Linked DNA regions of Homo sapiens: all the other regions are linked to region 3. The links are chromatin contacts, found by Hi-C or POLR2A ChIA-PET in ENCODE. All regions are on one chromosome and are shown on one strand. Each heading gives the region's core, a stretch centred on a gene start or an enhancer-like site at or near the end of the contact. The rest is flanking DNA. Distances are from core to core; before and after follow the strand shown. Region 1 overlaps PDGFA (platelet derived growth factor subunit A). Region 2 holds the start of PRKAR1B-AS1 (PRKAR1B antisense RNA 1). Region 3 holds the start of PRKAR1B-AS2 (PRKAR1B antisense RNA 2).

Region 1 (2,700 bases), core at 99-2,598, 59 kb before region 3:
TGATCACGTTGTTTTTAAATACATTTTAAAAGCCAGGCTGAGCATGGTGGCTCACGCCTGTAATCCCAGCACTTTGGAAGGCCAAGGCGGGAGGATCACTTAACTCCAGGGGTTCAAGACCAGCCTGGGCAACATAGTAAGACCCTGCCTCTAAAAACAATTTAAAAATTAGCAAGCCATGGTGGCACCTGTAGTCCCAGCCTACTTGGGAGGCTGAGGTAGGAGGATCGCTTGAGCCCAGGAGTTTGAGGCTGCAGTGAGCTGGTATCACACCACTGCACTCCAGCCTGGGCAATACACCAAGACCCTGTCTCTATTAATATTAAAAAAAAATTTAAAGCCATGGCCTAGGAATGGGGGGTTCGTGGCTGTATCCTAGCCCAAGGTTGCTGTGGACTTGAGCGTCCAGATGATAATCCCAGCTGCTGGCCTGATGAGGGCCCCACCTCCCCGCCGGCCCCAGGCAGCAGGGCCAGCAGACCCATACCCAGGGTCCCCTCATGGCTCCCCCAGGTCCGAGGCTCTCCTTGGGCTCGGAGAGGCCTGACCTCGGAAACCAGGGCCAGGGATCCTGGGCCATCACCGAGGCTACACAAGATGATCCAGGAGGAGCACAGGCCAGCAGGCCGTGGCTATCAGGCACAGGCAGCTCAAAAGCGAACCAGACCTCAGCTGGGTTCCCCTCTTCGGACTGGACTTTGCCTGTCTGCGAGCCACGCCTGCCCTCAATTCTCCAGGCACAAAACCACAACATGGGGGTCCTGCCTCCACAGCCCCTTCCCCGGGGAGCTGCAGGCAGACAATGGCCCAGTCCAGGCCAGAGAGGGGAGCTTCAGGCATTCAACAAGAGAGGCAAGAAATCACACACACACACACACACACACACACACACACACACACACATAATGCACATATAGGCCCTGTCACGGGAACACAACTCCACCCCACACACACACCTGTATAATGCACACACATACCCTGTCATGGGGAGGCAACTCCACCCCCCACCAGTCATGCATGTGTAATGTACACAGGGGCCCCATCGTGGGAATCTTACTACACACACAGAGTGCAAGCACGCACACGCCTGGCATCAACAGACCCCTAATACACAGCCAGGGACTGCATGAGTAGAGTATTGGCTCTCCCAGCCCAAACCCCAGCACTCATTTCATCCTCCCAACCATGCTACAAGGAGGCAAGACTGGCACCTCCATTTACAGAACAAACTGAGGCGCAGGCAAGCTCTAACTAAGCCTGTCCCTAATTGCTAGGCTGTCCCACCTGCCCCCTGGAGCACACACCAGGGAATAGCCACCACCTTCCTGCCCTCCCAGGCCCTGGGGAGCTGAGCACCCAGCAGGCGCTCCATCTGTGCCCACGGAACCAGCCCTGCCGCATGCAGGGTCTAAATGCAAGAACAGCCACTATGGATCACCCACTTCACCCCTCACGGTTCATGGGGAAACTGAGGCTAGAAAGGAAACGGAGGCCGGGTCACCCCCTGAGCACAGGGGCGTGGGGGAATGCACGCTGCTGGGTGAATGAGGAGACCTCAGCCCAAGGCCAGATGCCCCCAGCCCAGTGGCCCTGCCTCCCAGGCAGTCAGGAGGGTGAAGGAGGGAGGAGGGGAATGTTTCCCAACCTTCTTGGGGGGAAGGGGGGACTCCAGACTCTGGAGACTGGGCATCAGCAGGGCCCCCAGGGAGAAGGTCAGCTCTGCACCCTGGGACCAGGCAGGCTCCGAAGGTAAGCCGGTCCCTAAGGCGCTGGGGACCAGGCTTGTCCGAGGCTGAGTTAATGGTTAACCCACAGTGCAAAGGGTGCCTGCAGGCGTGTGAAGTGGTCTGGGCTGCCTGGGGCGTGAGCAGACAGCCAAGTATGAGCTCAACAGTTGCAGGGCGTGGGGCGCCTGGGGTCAGGAGCCAGCTCAGAAACAGGACCTGGCCTGGGAGGTTTCGCTACGTCACAAAGCGTGAGAGAAAGCGGCCAGGACACTGCCGCTTCCTACATGGGGCTCCGTTCCACTCGGGAGGCCTCAGATCAGCCTCCACACTCCCGCGGCAATCTGCCCCTTTCCCCAGGACAGAATCCTCCAGAGAGAGGCCTCCGCAGGCCGTGCACACACTTCCACCTCCCATCTGTAAAACGGAGACCAATCACACCCACCCAGGAGTTGAGGAATAAATGAGGCTGCACATGCAGAAGGCCCCAGAAACGAGGACAAAGCCAGCCTTCAAGAGTGGGCTGCCACTGGCGTGGATTCTAATCCAGAGCCCCAAAACCAACCCACCCCCTGGTCCCCAAGCTCAGCACAGTACCACCACCCACCCACCACAGGCAGAGAGTGGGTCTAGAGCCACCCTCCTGTTGAGGGCCTGGGGTCGGAGAGGCCCGGCCCGAGGATGAACTGCAGCAAAGCCCCAAGAGGAGCAGCAGGGCCACCTGGGACCTCAGCCACCCCCAGCCCTGCAAGCATGTCCTCAGCCCTCCCTGAGTCAAGAACTGCCCAGGTAGTAAGTAACTAGGGATCCCAGTGCGCAAAACCAGGCCCAGCCCCCTCCTGCCTCAGCAGGGACCGAGTTCCTTCCTCCCCTCCCCTGGAGGCCCTGGACACAGGTCCCAGCAGGAGGAACAGCACCAGCCTCACACCCTGCCATCTCCCAGGCTCGAAGCACCCATACTCTGCTGCTCCCACCC
Region 2 (2,700 bases), core at 201-2,700, 41 kb after region 3:
CGTTCCCCCGGGTGCTGTAATAACAGTAATTATTATAATACATATGCCCATAACTCACCCGGGCTACCCAACATGCCACTTTTTCATTCCAGATTCCTTACTGAGCATCCTTTGATTCCCTTAAATGTGGCCTTCACCCACACGGGCCCTGCGGATTTACCCTGCATGCGAAGGGCCTCCCACATCACAGGAGGGCCCCTGCAGGCAGCTCCTGCGCCCGGCCCCGCCCGGCCCCGCCGGGCACTCCCTGACGCCCACCCCTGCCCTGGCTGGAAAATCTGAAGTTGATGGAGGTGCTTGGTGTTCGTGCACAGCCGCCTGGGACTCACGGGACAGCCCCATAAGTCACAGCCGGTTCCCGCAGGGGGCCCGGCCATCCCACGTGAGCCTGTAGCCAGGAAGTGGGCATCCACCCACGGGGCTCAGACATCCTGGCTCTGGAGGGCCGGGTCCAGCAGAGGCCTTAAAGCTGCCTTTGTGCCTGACCCGGGGGGGCTGGGGAGGGGTAGGGACGGGCAGGGGGAGGCGCAGGGACGGGCAGGGGGATGGGGAGGGGGAAGGGGAGGGATTTGCCAGGACAATATATTTGGGGAACTCCAGTTACACGAGGGTGACCTCACTCTTTCCTTTCTCAAAATTGCCTCCCAACGTCCCCGGGCCTGGCGAGAAGCCAGGCAGGACGCCACGACGCGTCGTGTCTGAGAGAAAACCGTCTCCCCTCCACTCAGGCTTCAGCCCCGACCCCACGCTAACTGGGCCAGGGCAGGGGCTGGGCTGGGAGGGGACCCAGTGAGCTCAGGGCTGGAGGAAACGGTCCCTGCTTTGAAGTGGCTCCGGCACCGGCCTCTCCCACCACCCTGTCATGTATGAAGGAGTTACAGACGGCGGCGGGGGGAGGGGGGGTCTGTCCTGCTGGAAGGACGGAGGGAAGGGAGATGCCTCACTGAGTCCAGAGGTCGAGGGGTGGGTGGGGATTCTGCGAGGATGAGGAGGAGGAGGAGGAGGTCCCGCCAAGGTCAGCCGGGGCAGCAACACCTCCCGGCCCCTTTGCCGAGGTCCTGGCCCAGGTGGGGCTCCCGGGAGCCTGGAGGCCAACGGCGGAAAGACAGGGACCTGATCCCTCCAGCAGTCCCAGCCGCCGGCCCCTCACACCCTCACCTCTCCCAGGAAGTCCTCAGCATGCTGCCGGCTGGGGCCTGGCGCTGGGGCAGGAGGGTGGCCACCCGCGCTGAAGATGAGGACAAGCCCGGGGCGTGGGTGGTGGGCGTTTCCTCTGTGGGGTGGACGAGGCTCTTGCGGTGCGTGTGTTGGGGACATGAGACGGGGCGGGGCAGCTGCCAGGCGGCCAATGGCTTCCACACCAGGGGCCAAGAGCAGAACCCCAGGAGGGTTATCTCAGTCTTCCCGGCAGCAGTGAGCTCTGTTCGTTTTTCTGAGTAATATGGAAATGGCACGGCTCAGCCACACAAGGGCCTGGGCAAAGGTCACGGCCAGCAAAGAACACAGCCTGGGTCCTCTGAGTCCCGAGTCCACGCGATCCTGACCCGTCCACCACCCTCCTCGAGACACGACAAGTTAGGCGGGAACATAACCTGGGAGCCCCATGTCGGTTTCAGGCTCCACAAGGGATCTCTGGGTAAAGGGTTTGTCTCTTCCACATCTGTTCATTTAGGAGAAGCAAAGAACATGGAAAGCAGAATTCCTGGGGGTGGCCTCAACCCCAAGCCCTGCCGATGCAAACCGGCACCTTGAAGATGCCTTTGGAATTTAACTGGAAGATTTGAATGACATGGGCAGACACAGAAGAGGGAGAAGCATTCCACAGGGGAGGAAAGGCCTCAGTGGGGACCTATGGAGCTCCCAGGCCCACCGCAGGGAGGCAGGTCCTCGGTCATCTGCGGAGGTCAGTATCTATCAAAGCCCAGCCGCAGATAGATGAGCTGGGCCTGGCGGGGTCTTGTAGGATGTGTAGGAGTTTGTGAGGCAGAGCAGGAATGAAAGCAGAGGGGACAGGAGGGGCAGAACCAGAGTCAGGACATTCATTGGCTAATTTCCTGTTCTTGGTCCCTCTCCCCCATTAAGCCACAACCTCCCCCACACCAGAGCAGGCACCAGGTCCTCCTCGTCACAAGTGCCAGGCATAAAGCAGGCACTCAATAAACATCCAGGAAGGAGACGGCAGGGGAGGAGGCGACATGATGACTCCAGGACCCAGAGTGGAGGTGATGGGGGAGGAGGTGACACCAGGACCCAGAGTGGAGAGGGCAGGGGAGGAGGTGACACGGTGACACCAGGACCCAGAGTGGAGGGGATGGGGGAGGAGGTGACACCAGGATCCAGAGTGGAGAGGGTGGGGGAGGAGGTGACACCAGGACCCAGAGTGGAGGGGATGGGGGAGGAGGTGACACCAGGACCCAGAGTGGAGAGGGCGGGGGAGGAGGTGACATGGTGACACCAGGACCCAGAATGGACAGGGCGGGGGAGGAGGTGACACGGTGACACCAGGACCCAGAGTGTGAACTAGAAGAGGGGCTATAAGTAGTAGCATGAGATTTGGGGCTGGGATAAAGCGGTGGGTCCAGTCAGGAAGCTGCCCATCCCATACCTCCCGCAGAGGTGGCTCTGCCTTCAGCACTGCTGACCACTGGGCAGGCCTGGGCTGCCAGGGTCTCTCTGGGATCAGCCCTGCCCCATCTGCTG
Region 3 (2,700 bases), core at 11-2,510:
CTGCCTCATCTGTTATATGGGACAACGCCAACCAATGCTACAGAGCGGCGGTGAGGCCAGATTACCCCAGCTCCAGGAGTTCCAGCACGTCAAACGGGACAGTCATCATGAGGGCGGCGGCCATGAGTGAACGTAAGAGTGGACAGACACCAAATGCCTTCTCAGGGCCACGGGGGCCACGACACGTTCCTCCCTCCAGTGAGACTCCTCAGAGCCTGGAAAATTCAGGCTCACTCCAGTGCCTTTACGTTTCCTGTGCACACATTTCCTGCCTGTGTGCTTCTGGACTTAGGCAGAAGCAGAATCCTATACATACACACACACGTGTGAACACACACACATACACACAGATGCATATTTGTGCACGCAAACACCTGCGCACACACACACTGGTACGTGCATACATGCACACACACCCCACACACAGGCACACAAACACACACACACACACACCTGTGCACACACACACGGGTACGTGCATACACACATGCACACACACCCCACACACATGCACACACAGGCACACAAACCTGTGCGCACACACCTAGGCACAAACACACAGGCACACACGCCTGTGCACACACACACACACACATCCACAGAGGATGCAAGCAGCCCCTGCCTCTAAAGCACTCCCAGGTGCTCTGTGATTTCTCCTGAATAAATAAGCCCCATGGATGCATTTTTATGTTTTTTTAAGCAACCGTTGCAATAACTGTTTTTTCCACATGGAAGGCAATTTCACCTGAAGCTCCCTTCCACCCAAATCCCTTCCTGCTCCCTCAGGCGGTGACTCCTCGGAGCGCTCCTGAGCTGCGTGCAGGCTCCGGGTGTCTTGGAGGTGACCGAGCTGTCCCTCTGCCGTTTGTTTCGGGAGGCTGAGCCACTTCCCCGCAATCATCCCCTGCCCGCTCCTCAGGCCCGGCTGGCCGAGACGGAACTGATGTACGTCACACACCCTGGGCTGCAAACTGTCCTCGGGACGACAGCGAAAACACACTTCAGCGGGCGAGCCGCCCAAGGTCAGCTCCTGTGCCAGCGTTTAATGGATCATCCATGAGGTCTGGGGCCCGGCAAAGGCACGGCCCAGCAGCTTCCGTGGGAAACAAGCCGTTCCCGCGGACGTCGGCGCCAGGGCTTGGGGTGGGAACAGGTGCGGGGCTGCGTCCGCCCCCGCCTGCATGCCAGAGTGAGGCAGGCCTGGCCCCGTGTGAGACGAGCCTTTCCTTCTGCAAACCCAGTTATCCCCTCGGTTGTCTCTGCAGCCAGGCACTGTCCGTCCCGGGACCTACGCAGCTGCCATGGAAGCTCCGGTGGGTGCTCCCGGCGCGGCCGGGGGGTGGGGGTGACGAGATGCCTGTGGCTGCGCCAGCAACCACGGTTAGGTGAGAAGCGTGGAAGGAAAGGGGCATGTGGCTGCCCGGGCCTTGCCCTCAATGCCCTTCTGTGGCCCAGTTACTCCCGGCCATCTGTGTGGGAGTCTCTGCAGGTTCCGGGGAACCAGGGCGAGCACAGGCCCCAGGCTACAGAGGCTCCTGCTGCCTGCCAGGCGGGGAGGTGGGGGCAGCCATTCCTGCTCCAGCCCCAGGCACCTCTCAGGGTGGGTGGGTGGGAGTGCTCACTGCCTGTGGTTTGTGTGGCTTCAACCCCAAGCGTCCCAGTGAGGGCCCTGTCGCCTCCAGCTCCACAGGCCCAGCCCAACTCCTCGTCTGCCCCCATTAGGCATCTCTGTCCACAGGACTCCTCCCAGACGACGGCAGACACCTCCCTCGGCCTCACCTCCCAACCAGGGGTCACCAGCACTGAGGATTCTGCCCCCTGCAGAGCCTGGAACGCGTCCCTTCCAGCCCTCTCCACCAGGCCTGCACTCATCACCTGCAGGTGGGCCAAGCCCCGGCCTCCAGGGCCTCTCACACCCTTTCCTCCATTACTGCCCCTCCATCTGCCTGGTCACACCAGGTTCCAGAAAGAGCTCTTAAAGGGTCTCTGTCACACACAGATCACAACCAATCTGCCCATCATAGCTTTGCGGCCAGCAGCATTTCATCTTCCCTCCAGCTGTTCTCTTCCTCCCTGGATCTTCTTTGCAAGGCCATGGGGTCCATGCCCCCCAACCATGACTCCCTCCACCATGCTGACCCCCGGCCAGGATGTCCTGACCCCAGCTGAGATGCCCAGACACCAGCAGAGATGCCCTGACCCTCGCCCGCCATTTCAGCTGTTGCTTTCTCAGCCAAGTCTCAATCTTTGGATGAACAGACATTGAGTCCTTCCAGGTACTGACCAGGGTGCTGGACACCAGAAACCTAACGGGCGCTGATGAAATCTCCACTGTGACTTCACAGCAACCCCAACCCTTCCACACACCAGCACCTCTCATCCCAGGAGAGCCTGGGCCCGGAACTGACACGGCTTCTGCTTCCTGGGATCAAACATGCCCCCAGCCCTCCAGGCAGCCACCAGGGCAGGTGCAGGTGGGCAGGCACCTAGACCCAACCCGGAGCTGATGCCCCGTGCCCTCGGCCCCCACCCTGAGGGTCCTCTGAGAGCACCTGCCAGGTCAGGCTGCAAGTCCGCCCCAGGACCCCCTCCACGGGATACCCCAGTTTTCTTTTCCAATGAGCCTAAAAACCCTCCACAGGCTGCCTCTGCAGACACCATTCCTTAGGCCAGAAGGGAAAGGAAAGGAAGGGGTGCCAC

What was found. A loop is a pair of places that touch in the nucleus more often than their neighbours do. ChIA-PET counts read pairs that join two places held with the same protein, here RNA polymerase II (POLR2A). Pooled maps may share reads with other maps.
Region 1: a loop to region 3 is called in a map of head of caudate nucleus, with 8 times the contacts of the local background. The contact joins the enhancer-like site here to the promoter of PRKAR1B-AS2 in region 3. A Hi-C loop is called at or near these places in 2 of 168 maps with a recorded cell type or tissue (endothelial cell of hepatic sinusoid and head of caudate nucleus). POLR2A ChIA-PET finds 5 or more read pairs at or near these places in 4 of 52 experiments (AG04450, HepG2, MCF 10A and 1 more).
Region 2: a map of aorta shows a loop between it and region 3 (2.4-fold over the local background). The contact joins the promoter of PRKAR1B-AS1 here to the promoter of PRKAR1B-AS2 in region 3. A Hi-C loop is called at or near these places in 7 of 168 maps with a recorded cell type or tissue (aorta, ascending aorta, endothelial cell of hepatic sinusoid and 3 more) and 5 of 50 pooled maps. POLR2A ChIA-PET finds 5 or more read pairs at or near these places in 7 of 52 experiments (AG04450, BJ, CD4-positive, alpha-beta T cell and 4 more).

Annotation. Positions count from the first base shown.
Region 1 is chr7:501,908-504,607 of GRCh38, forward strand. The region is part of intron 4 of PDGFA (platelet derived growth factor subunit A); the gene reads right to left. Among named protein-coding and RNA genes, the nearest start is that of PDGFA, 17 kb to the right of the region's middle. RefSeq lists an enhancer at 1,791-2,568. Within about 2 kb of position 1,349, at least 13 of the 41 ENCODE cell types and tissues checked have a DNase peak (open chromatin) inside an H3K27ac peak, as active enhancers do.
Region 2 is chr7:601,395-604,094 of GRCh38, forward strand. It overlaps PRKAR1B-AS1 (PRKAR1B antisense RNA 1), which reads left to right and starts at 1,451. Exons shown (of 2, transcript NR_110054.1): 1 at 1,451-1,903. All of the region lies in intron 6 of PRKAR1B (protein kinase cAMP-dependent type I regulatory subunit beta), which reads right to left. RefSeq lists silencers at 139-248, 989-1,048 and enhancers at 2,144-2,193, 2,254-2,700.
Region 3 is chr7:560,698-563,397 of GRCh38, forward strand. It overlaps PRKAR1B-AS2 (PRKAR1B antisense RNA 2), which reads left to right and starts at 1,261. Exons shown (of 2, transcript NR_132384.1): 1 at 1,261-1,313. The region is part of intron 9 of PRKAR1B (protein kinase cAMP-dependent type I regulatory subunit beta); the gene reads right to left.